Regions from separate parts of the Homo sapiens genome. Here region 1 is linked to region 2. The links are chromatin contacts, found by Hi-C or POLR2A ChIA-PET in ENCODE. All regions are on one chromosome and are shown on one strand. The core of a region is the stretch at or near the end of the contact, and the rest is flanking DNA. Distances in the headings are between cores, read along the strand shown.

Region 1 (4,711 bases), core at 1,441-3,940, 220 kb before region 2:
CCAGGCACCAAGAGGACAGGGGGTAAAAGGCTGTCGCCCTGATCCTCCACTGACCTGGTTTAACATTTAGTCATCCACGGATGGAAAATACTAAAGGAGCACTGTTTGTAACTCACACCCTCTGAGGCTCTAGAGGTCACAGGCAACCACTAGACATTGTTGTGGGCAGGTATGGGGTTCATTCCTGCCAAAGCCCAAGAGCACTTGCCCTGCCTCCTGCACCCACTCACCTGCATGCTCCCCTTCCCACAAAGGGTTAGAGTGCAGCAGCCGAGCAAAGGAGCCACCCCTGTCTCAAGTCCCCGGGGGGAGGTGTTAAGGGAGATCTTCCATCTCAGGGAGAGGGTCAAACTGTACCCAAAGCCCCATGTTCCTGGGGTCTGTGACAATGACAGTTGCCAGGGCACTGAGGGGGCACCTCACAGCTGTTACCAATAACAAAAATACTAGGAAAGCTCCTCTGGCTTTCCCAGTAAGAATGTTTCATGATTTCTTCCTGTCCTGAGGTCCCCAGGTAAGAAGGTGTCACAGCTTCCTTGTTCCTCTGCAAGTTTCTAGCCTGCTGCCTCCTTTGGGCTGTCTCACCAGGAACTGTCTTGGGCATCTTTAGACCCCACACATCCTCTCCCCTGGACCCACGCTCCCCTCTCTTTCTGCAGCTTTGGGTGGGGTAGGCCACCCTGTTCTGACCTGGAATGCTGGAGAAGCATTTCAAAGTGCTTCTCTAGACATAACTCAGTCAATGATGACAACTCTGTGGAAGGTGGGCAGGATGTAAGGTATGGAGGCCCCCAGCTGTCCAGCTTTCAGATAAGGAATGGTGGCTCCCAGAAGTCATCTGGTGAGTGGCCAGTCTCCCGATGCACAGACCAGAGCTCTGCCCGACTCAGCACCACCCAGCCATGCTGCCCTTTGCTTCCACAGAGTATCCAGATGAAGGGCATATAGTTTGGAAAAGCTTATTCAATGTGAAAACTTTATATTTAGAGATGAAAAAACACATCTTGCTTTTAAAATGCAAACTTCACGAGGTAAAGCTCAATACAATTTTCTTGGCCTGGTAGCTCAAAGAAGGTGTGAGGGATTCTCCAGGGGAGGGGCACGTATGTGGAAGAGGCCTTCAGAGCTGGGCTATTGGATTTTGCCCAAGAACAGTGGAACTCAGAAAATGCAAATAATGGCATCAAAAGAGTGCATTGATATTTAAAGCACAAAAATGAGAAGTCCTCCTTCTTACCTTTTGGAAAAAGCCAAATGGCTCTCTTCCTTCTAATTGCGCCTCCAGCTTGGCCTGAGTTTATTTCAAGCCTGGGCCTGCCCTCGGGCCAGTGATGGAGATTCAGGAGTGACAGGCCCAGGGGCTAGGCAGGGGCCTCCTGGACCAGCCCTTTGGGGCACCACACTTCAAAGTCCTTCCTGCCTGCCAAGGGCGCTTGTTGTGACTCATCTGAGGGACAAAGCACGCTGTCTGCCACAGCTAGCTGCCCGAGAGCTAACTATGCTTTCTCCTGACTGCCCCTCCCTACCCCTAAATCAGAGGCTCTGACAGAGCAGTAAGATTTATCAGAAGGCTCATGGCTTGGGAAGCCAGCAGGATGCCCTCTGCAGACGCTCTAATCCCACTCACAGGTGATGGGGTGTTTCCATCCTCACCAGCTTTGCTGCTCCACTGTGTCTATCATCTGCCAGCATTGAGTGTATTGGGCCTCTGTTTTGTGCCAGTCACTTGGTACACATAAATTCCCCTGCAACCACAAGCCTGATTACCATTTCCAGAGCCGTGGACTCTGGACTGGTCCAGGGCCACCCAGTCAATCAAGAGCAATGAGAGTCTGAATGTAGGTGCCGCCTCCGCGGCACGTGTGTTGCTGCTGCTTACCTGACTTGCTCCTAGAGCGTGAAAGCTCCTGGGGGCTCTGAATAATTGCCCTGGAGTGACTTTGTGTCTGGGATGGGCCTGTCACTCAACTGAGCTCCCACTCTTACCTGTGAAGTCTGGAGTGATTCTAATGATCTAGCCCCCATTCTACCACTCAAGGACTTCGATTCAAAATCCAAGACACAAGCAAAAAGCCAAACAAAACAAAACCCAATACCTGTTTACTCTTCTTGATGGATAACACTCCACAGTCCCCAGAGTTTAAGTGTGGAAGCAAGTGTGGTTTAGCACAGGGGTTCTCCACTTGGATCCACTGATGATCTTTAGAGTGTGGCTTGTGAATACCTTGCAATTCTAAGCACAATGTTGTACATATGTGCATGGATGTCTCTTTCTGGGGCAAGTCCAAAGCTTTCATCAGATATGAAAACAGGTTGGTGAACCCCAAATATAAACTATTTAGAAGTTAGTTTAGAACTACTAACAGGCTAAACAGTTTGAGAGACAGATGTGTGGCCCAGAAGTATCCAGACCAAGAAAGAGCTGAGACAGTGCAGCAGCCTGCCCTGGGCCTCCAGCCTGGACTCCAAGTGACCAGATTCCTGGGTTTGGGATCCTTCAACAGTTTGGTTTTATGAAGTGTTCACGTACTTCTGAATGGTGTGGCTCGGCCAGGCTTGGCCCCATGCCTTTAGAAAACCGCTAATGAAACATTAAATAGTTGGAGAGGCCTAGCTTCATGCCAGAGCTCTTGGCCAAGAGGCGCCTGCTGTGTGGCCATAGGCCAGGGGCTGCTGGGTCCCCAGAAAATGTAATAGGTGGTGACAAGGCAAGTCCTGGTGACAACAACTCACCCTGTTCACAAGGGCCCTAAGTTTTGGGATCCTCAGCTGGTGTTTTGGAGGACCACAGGCCTGGGCAACAAGCCACTGCTTAGCTGAATCAAAGCTCAGCACATTCCCCAGGCCAGAGGCCACAGACCGAGTTAAGCCTGACCTGAACCACTTGGGCAGCCGGATCGCCTTTCTGCCCCCAACCACAGAAAGAGAAAAATCATCCCTCTTCTTCTTGGGCAGGCCTCTTCGTCCCCTTGACTCGGACACCGAAAGGGAGCAGAAACAGCTTTGCTAGTGTTGCATGCAGAGACAATCAGGCTGCAAAAATATTTCCATGTTTCCCAGAGTGCTTTCTCTCTTCACCTCTTTCTGTTGCTCCCCAACTCAGAAGGCTTGAACAGATGTGTGTCACTGAAAGATACACAACTTGGCACAGATAGAACCCCAGGAAATAACCCAGCACCCTAAAAGACCATCAGAGTGTCAGACCCAGGGGCTGAGACTGTACAAAAGACACCACGCACACACACTTCCTGGTCAGCTGAACTGTTTCAGCAGGCCAGGGACAGCCCCTGCTGAGGTTCAACACCAGGAGTGCAGACCATGGGGACGGGCACCAGGCTCCAGTGAGGTAGACTGGAATCTACTCACTGTGAGATCTTGACAAATTAATCCCTCTGAACACTGGGGACCCTAGTACCGGATCCTGGCTTGTAAAGATTAAATAAGATGACGTGTGTTTGTGCCTAGCACCTTCTAATTTCTCAACCAAAGGCAGATAATGGTATGAGCAACTACTCATGTGGCTCAGATCTGTGCTAATGTCAATGCAAAAGAGAAAGTCGGGGGTTCGGCTACCTTTTCTCAGATCATAGGGTTCAGGGATGCACATAGAGGTGCTGCGTTGAAAGGAATACATGGGAAGCCTCAGACTGGAAAAAGGAAACAGCTCTAGCCTGGAAAATCTGGTTTCTCCTGGATGGTTCCAGCAGCCAGCCACTTGGCTCTTCCAGAGGCTCAGAGGGACCCGACTTGCTTTCCCTGTAACTACAGCCTCTGGCCACTGGGGGCGCACTGAGTCCCTCTGTCTTCAGGGTCATGAAAAAAAAAGCCCCTTTCCCTTTATTCAGTTAAAATAAGGCTGGTCACTTTGAGAGGCCAAGGTGGATGGATCACATGAGGCCAGGAGTTCGAGACCAGCCTGGTCAACATGGCAAAACCCCATCTTTACTAAAAATACAAGAATTAGCTGAGCATGGTGGTGCACACCTGTGTTTCCAGCTACTTGGGAGGCTGAGGCAGGGGAATCTCTTCAACCAAGAAGGCGGAGGTTGCAATGAGCTGAGATCATGTCATTGCACTTCAGCCTGGGCAACAAAGCAAGACTCTGTCTCAAATATTTAAAAAAAAAAAAAAAAAAAGCTAGAGAAAAGAAAAGAAGGCTGGAGTGCAGGCACAGTGCTTCCTGCCTGTAGTCCCAGCTACTCTGGAGGCTGAGGCAGGAAATCATTTGAGCCTGGGAGGTCGAGGCTGCAGTGAGCTATGACTGTGCTACTACACTCCAGCCTGGGCAACAGAGTGAGATCCTGTCTCTATTAAAATAAGTAAATAAATAAATAAATAAGGCTGGGAATTTTCAAATGAAAATTTCACTAGGAAACTAAGTGAAATAAACAAAAACTTAGACAAGTTGACAGTGAAGAATTTGGATCCTAATTGAACTTAAGTCTAGCCTTACACTGGCTTTGCAGATACAGCTTATGGTACATCTGGCCAAGTTAGAGATGGGAAACCAAACCACTCCAATTTCTTACCCGAGACTCACTGGGTTGGTACTACTTCTTGTGTTTTCTCCAAACGTGGGCTCTAGCTCCTGATCCTGATAGCCCTGGATAAGGAAGACTCTTCCTGACAGAGGTGTCCACTGCCCATCCCTCTACACCTGGGGCCCTTCCTACTTGATGCCATTCTTGTCACCAATGCACTTCTGAAGACC
Region 2 (4,957 bases), core at 1,312-3,811:
TCACGCCTATAATCTCAGCACTTTGGGAGGCCGAGATGGGAGGATTGTTTGAGGCCAGGAGTCGGAGACAAGCCTGGTCAACATAGTGAGACCCCATTTCTATTAAAAATACTAAAAATAATAATTTTTTAAAAACAAAATAAAAGATCATCTGGGGGAAGTGATATCCCCATTTAAGAGGTGAAGAACAGAGGCTCAGAAAGGTTAAGGATTACCTGGCATCCGGTGGACTAAGGACCGAAACCAAGACCACCTTCTTCCAAAGTCCTCTCTTCCGAGGACAGCACCATCTAAACCCTGCCTGCAAGATGTCTGCACACGCGCCCCTTCCCTGAGCCGCTGCAGGGTGGGGTGTGCCTTCATCAGGATGGCCGTCATCACAGTGTCATCGTGGACCACTTCCTCTTTCCCCTACCTTGGACTCAGGGATGCTCAGGCGCACATCCCAGTCACCTTGCAGTACACAGTCCCTAGCACACTTCCAGTCCACAGTGAGCACCGGACAAATGTTCTGTGGAGGAATTAGACAAAGGAAAGGAGAGAGTGTAGGGGTAAGCTCACCACCTTCTCCCTATAAAAGCTTCAGAAGAGAAGTCATTTCCCCAAAGTAACTTTACATTTTGTAACATCAATACTATAAGATACCAGCGACCCCCGACAGGGCTCACCAATATGCAAAGAGACTGTGAAATGGCTACAAATGTGAGTGGATTTCGATTTAAGGTGGTTTAGGAGGGGGAAAAAAACCCCATAAGGAGAGATTTGGGAAAGGCATTGGGAGAGGGGCCTCGTAGAAGCAGAAGCAGAAGAAACCATCAGCATACCCACCCCAGGGTGCATGAACCCATCACTGTAACAATGTCATGTTCTCACTCACACAACGGGGAGCCTGTGTTTGGCTTTCACCAGTATTACCTGATTTGCTCACACAATTTTATGGTGGCTGTTCTTGCTTGAATATTACTGAAGAAGATTACATGGGTTCAAGGTTGGTACCGTCATTTTTTTTTTTTTTTTTTTTTTTTGCAGACAGAAACTCACACACAATCTCCCCAGTTCCCTCCCGATGTTAAAATCCCTTCTCCAATACCTCCCACAGCCACCCAACCTCTCCTTGAATGCTTTCAGGGATGGAGAACTCCTGGCCTCTCAACATGTTCCATTTCTGAAGAGCTCCCTATTGAACCCATACCCTCCACCCACTGGTCGGAGTTCTACATTAATGAGTAATCCAGAATCAGTTTACCCCCACTCTGCAGGACCCCCTTAACACACATCTTGCCTGCATCCTCCAGCTGTTCCTCTGGGCCAGAGACAGAGTGTCCTTGCAGTCCATTACTTACCCTCGCTAAGCTCCAGTGTTCTCATCTATAAAAGGGTAATAACAGTAATATCTACCCCATGGGGTTATTGTGAGGATTCAGTAATGAGCTGTAAAAAAACGATATCGTGGATGTGGGTCCCCTGGCCTACAATAACTAGAATATTATTGCTCTTCTTTTTCTTGCCCTGGCCTACACACTACTCACTATTCTGTGGGTGCAGCATGGAATTGTGTCATATTTGTAGCAGTTCTGATGGCAACAAGAATAAAATAAAACACCTGGATTTGTTTTCATGGGCATGACCCTCAAATCTGCGCTCCCCTATTACGCCTTTCAGCAACTGAGTTTTGGAACCTAACATCAGGCTCAAATGTTTTCCTGTTTGTTTCAGCTCGCCGTGTCAGTCTGCTGTGATCATGTTGATCTTAACTCTGTCCCCACACTGAAGGCCTGGGTGCTGCCCCTTCCAGCTGTCTCTCCACTTGTATCTTAGAGATTCTCTAAATAACTTCAAGCATGAGCCCCAAGACTAGAGACTCAGGAACTGCCTCTGTGAAAGGACTGCAATTCAGCTGAACATTTTCTGGATGAGGAAACAGAGGTGCAAAGATGTCAGTTGGCTACAGGAAATAACAGAGGTAGTAATGATCATTGTTACCGCCGTCACGGACTGGGCTCTCCTGTCCACAGGCACTATGCTACATGCTTTACACAGGGGTCTTCCCCAGACTGTAACCCCCCAGAAGAAAACATTTGAGTCTGATATGTAGGTTCCAAAACTCAGTTGCCCAAACACGTAATAGGGGAGTGCAGATTTGAGGGTTATGTTCATGAAACAAATCCAGGTGTTTTATTTTATTCTTGTTGTCATCAGAACTGCTACAAATATAACACAATCCCAAGCTGCACCCGTCCCCAGAGGGCAGGATGCGTGGCTGCAGTATTCAGCACCCCATACTCTGCACTCAGCTCTGTGCCAGACACACACTAGGGACTCAACAAACACTTGCTGAACAACCATTTGACATTTCCAACAACCCTCATTTTGAAAATGATAAAAACTATACTTTAAGAGATTAAACAACTCACTCTAGGTCCCCAGCTGATTCTGGGACACGCTGTGATTAGAACCCAATCTGCCTGGCTCCAAAACCAGCCCCTCACTTTACGGCCTCCCTATCAGCAAAAATGTTCTAGAACGCAGCGCACTGGACAGTCTCTCAGCATTACATCTGGGAACTGAGCCACTGTAGTCACATGCCCCAAACTTATATCTAAACAAGAGAAGTGGGGAAAACCTACCAAGACCTAAAATATCTTTGAGCAGAGAAGATCCTTTAGCCTCTGCTCCCAAAATGACTCACTTTCTGGTTCCATTCTCCCACTGACTCATCCTGCTGGGACATTTCGCTTCCTCCAAAGCAGGAGGGCTCCATGCCAGGCTTGCCAGCACTCAGGCCCTGCTGGGCTTCCTAGCAGAAGCCAGTTCCAGGGAGGAACAAGAACCAGAGCCTCTGTATCCTAATGCTTTCCCCACCACCCCTTTGGCCTTTGCCAGACACCAGGGAAGAAAGAAAGGGTTCTTTCTCTTCATCTACACTTAAGAGTGTGTGGTGTTTCTGTGTGTAGGTATGTGTTTATACTTGCATGCGTGTTTACTCAGAATGAAGGCTTCATCCATCCATCTACCGTGTGCTCAACCTTACAACAGACACTGTTGGGGTTACAGGGAACGAGAAGACGTGCTCTCCATTCTAGCAAGTATGAGCAAAGACCTGAGTGAGGCTGCTCAGGAGGCAGTTGGAGGGCCTGCCTGGCCAAAGGATGAGTGGAGAAGGAAGGGCCTTGAGGACCAAGCTCAGAAAATTTTGATTTTCACCTGTCAGATGAAGAGAAATGATCAAAATTTCATTTGAAGCAGAGAAAGAGCATGGTAGAAGCTGATTCTTGGGAGATCAATCTAGCAACGGTGTGTACAGTGGTTTGGAGGCAGGAAGGCAAGAGCTCTTCCTGAGAGCAGGCTAGCATCCAATGAGCGTGGAGCAAGCATATATCCATTGAACAGCCAAATACTCATTTGTGGTCATTATTAGGAAACTTTGTTCTTTTTCGAGCTACTCTTTGCCAGTCTCCATTTTCCAACTTCACTCATGTCTGTTCCTTCCTCTGGACATCCTTCTTTCTAAATCTCTTCCAACTTTGAGACTCAGGTCTGGAGCCAATATTCTAGCAGCATTCCACTAATTGCAATAATATTTTCTAACGCAATAGGGGTCTGGGTCAATGTTCAGTATTCAGAGCCCGGAGTTTCTGTGGTGCGTATTAATCACGCATCGAGTGGGGCAAGGGGCTAGATGACTTCAAAAGTCCTTCCAACCTTAGAGTCTATGGGTCTAGGGTGCTAACTCCACTAACAGGTTGGTATGTTTTCCTTTCATTAGACAACTTACTTGTTCAGGAACATGGCTAAGACCAACCTATCATCAGCAGGTCCAGGGAACACTTCCTAAGTCTGTGGCAATGCATACCTCCTCCCCGACTTACTTCTGTGCTGAACTCCCAGCTCCACCTGGCAGGATGCCTGCCACAGCCATGAGTGCCTGGAATCACAGAACACTGAGAGTTTTATAAAAGACTGGATTCCAAGTCATCAAACATTCATTTTAATGCCTGTTTATCCATTAAATAACTATTAGGTTGTTCTAAGTACAGAAAAGACCGCCATCACATCTATCTCCTCTTTTAAATTATTTATTTATTTATTTATTTTGAGACAGAGTCTTGCTCTGTCAACCAGGCTGCAGTGCAGTGGTGCAATCACGGCTCACTGCAACCTTTACCTTCTGGGTTCAAGCGATTCTCCTGCCTTAGCCTCCTGGGTAACTGGGACTGCAAGCGCCTGTCACCTCAACTAGCTAATTTTTGTATTTTTAGTACAGACAGGGTTTTGTCATGTTGGCCAGGCTGGTCTTGAACTCCTGACCTCGGGTGATCTGCCCGCCTCGGCCTCCCAAAGTGCTGAGATTAAAAGCAAGAGCCACTGTGCCCAGCCTATCTTCTCCTTTTCTTCTCAGGGTCTGTGAATTTGTACGGGGGAAGAAATCACAATCACGGGTCCTGTTAATAATCTGGTACTCAAGCGGTTCCAAAGGCTCCCGAGTGGGAACCCGGTCATGAAGGAAGTCGGAGAGTCTGTCCTGGGGCCAGGAAAGGAAGGCATTTTCCAGGAGCAGAGAGGTGTTCACAGCCTTCTGTGACACCCCCACAAGGGGCCCAGACTCCAGGTCTTAGCGACCAGCTCTCCAGACACAGGAGCATTGATACCACAAGACAACTGCTTAGACTCCTGCTCAGATCCTGTAGCAAGCCTTCTGCAGATCCCTGGATTGTCGGAAAAACATAATCCTACATGCAGCATCAACTCTGAGTTAGGTTCATCCCATGCAAAAAGCAAAGTCCATGCTTCCTACAGTTAGTGCATGGCCCCTTGAAGAAACTCAGCAAGTGCTAGCTCCCTTCCCTTCTCGATAGCCAGCCGCTGGCTCCTCCAAAATCCTCCTGGCATGACAACTCTATTTCCTCTCCTGTTAAACTGATGGATATTGGTGGCTACCAAGGACGGATACCCATTT

Evidence for each region. A loop is a pair of places that touch in the nucleus more often than their neighbours do. ChIA-PET counts read pairs that join two places held with the same protein, here RNA polymerase II (POLR2A).
Region 1: a map of mammary epithelial cell shows a loop between it and region 2 (2.4-fold over the local background). The contact joins two enhancer-like sites. A Hi-C loop is called at or near these places in 2 of 168 maps with a recorded cell type or tissue (mammary epithelial cell and prostate gland). POLR2A ChIA-PET finds 5 or more read pairs at or near these places in 2 of 52 experiments (RWPE1 and WTC11).

The regions. Positions count from the first base shown.
Region 1 is chr12:2,394,635-2,399,345 of GRCh38, reverse strand. All of the region lies in intron 3 of CACNA1C (calcium voltage-gated channel subunit alpha1 C), which reads right to left. Among named protein-coding and RNA genes, the nearest start is that of CACNA1C-IT3, 130 kb to the right of the region's middle. Within about 2 kb of position 2,690, at least 9 of the 41 ENCODE cell types and tissues checked have a DNase peak (open chromatin) inside an H3K27ac peak, as active enhancers do.
Region 2 is chr12:2,178,200-2,183,156 of GRCh38, reverse strand. The region is part of intron 3 of CACNA1C (calcium voltage-gated channel subunit alpha1 C); the gene reads right to left. Among named protein-coding and RNA genes, the nearest start is that of CACNA1C-AS4, 43 kb to the left of the region's middle. Within about 2 kb of position 2,561, at least 15 of the 41 ENCODE cell types and tissues checked have a DNase peak (open chromatin) inside an H3K27ac peak, as active enhancers do.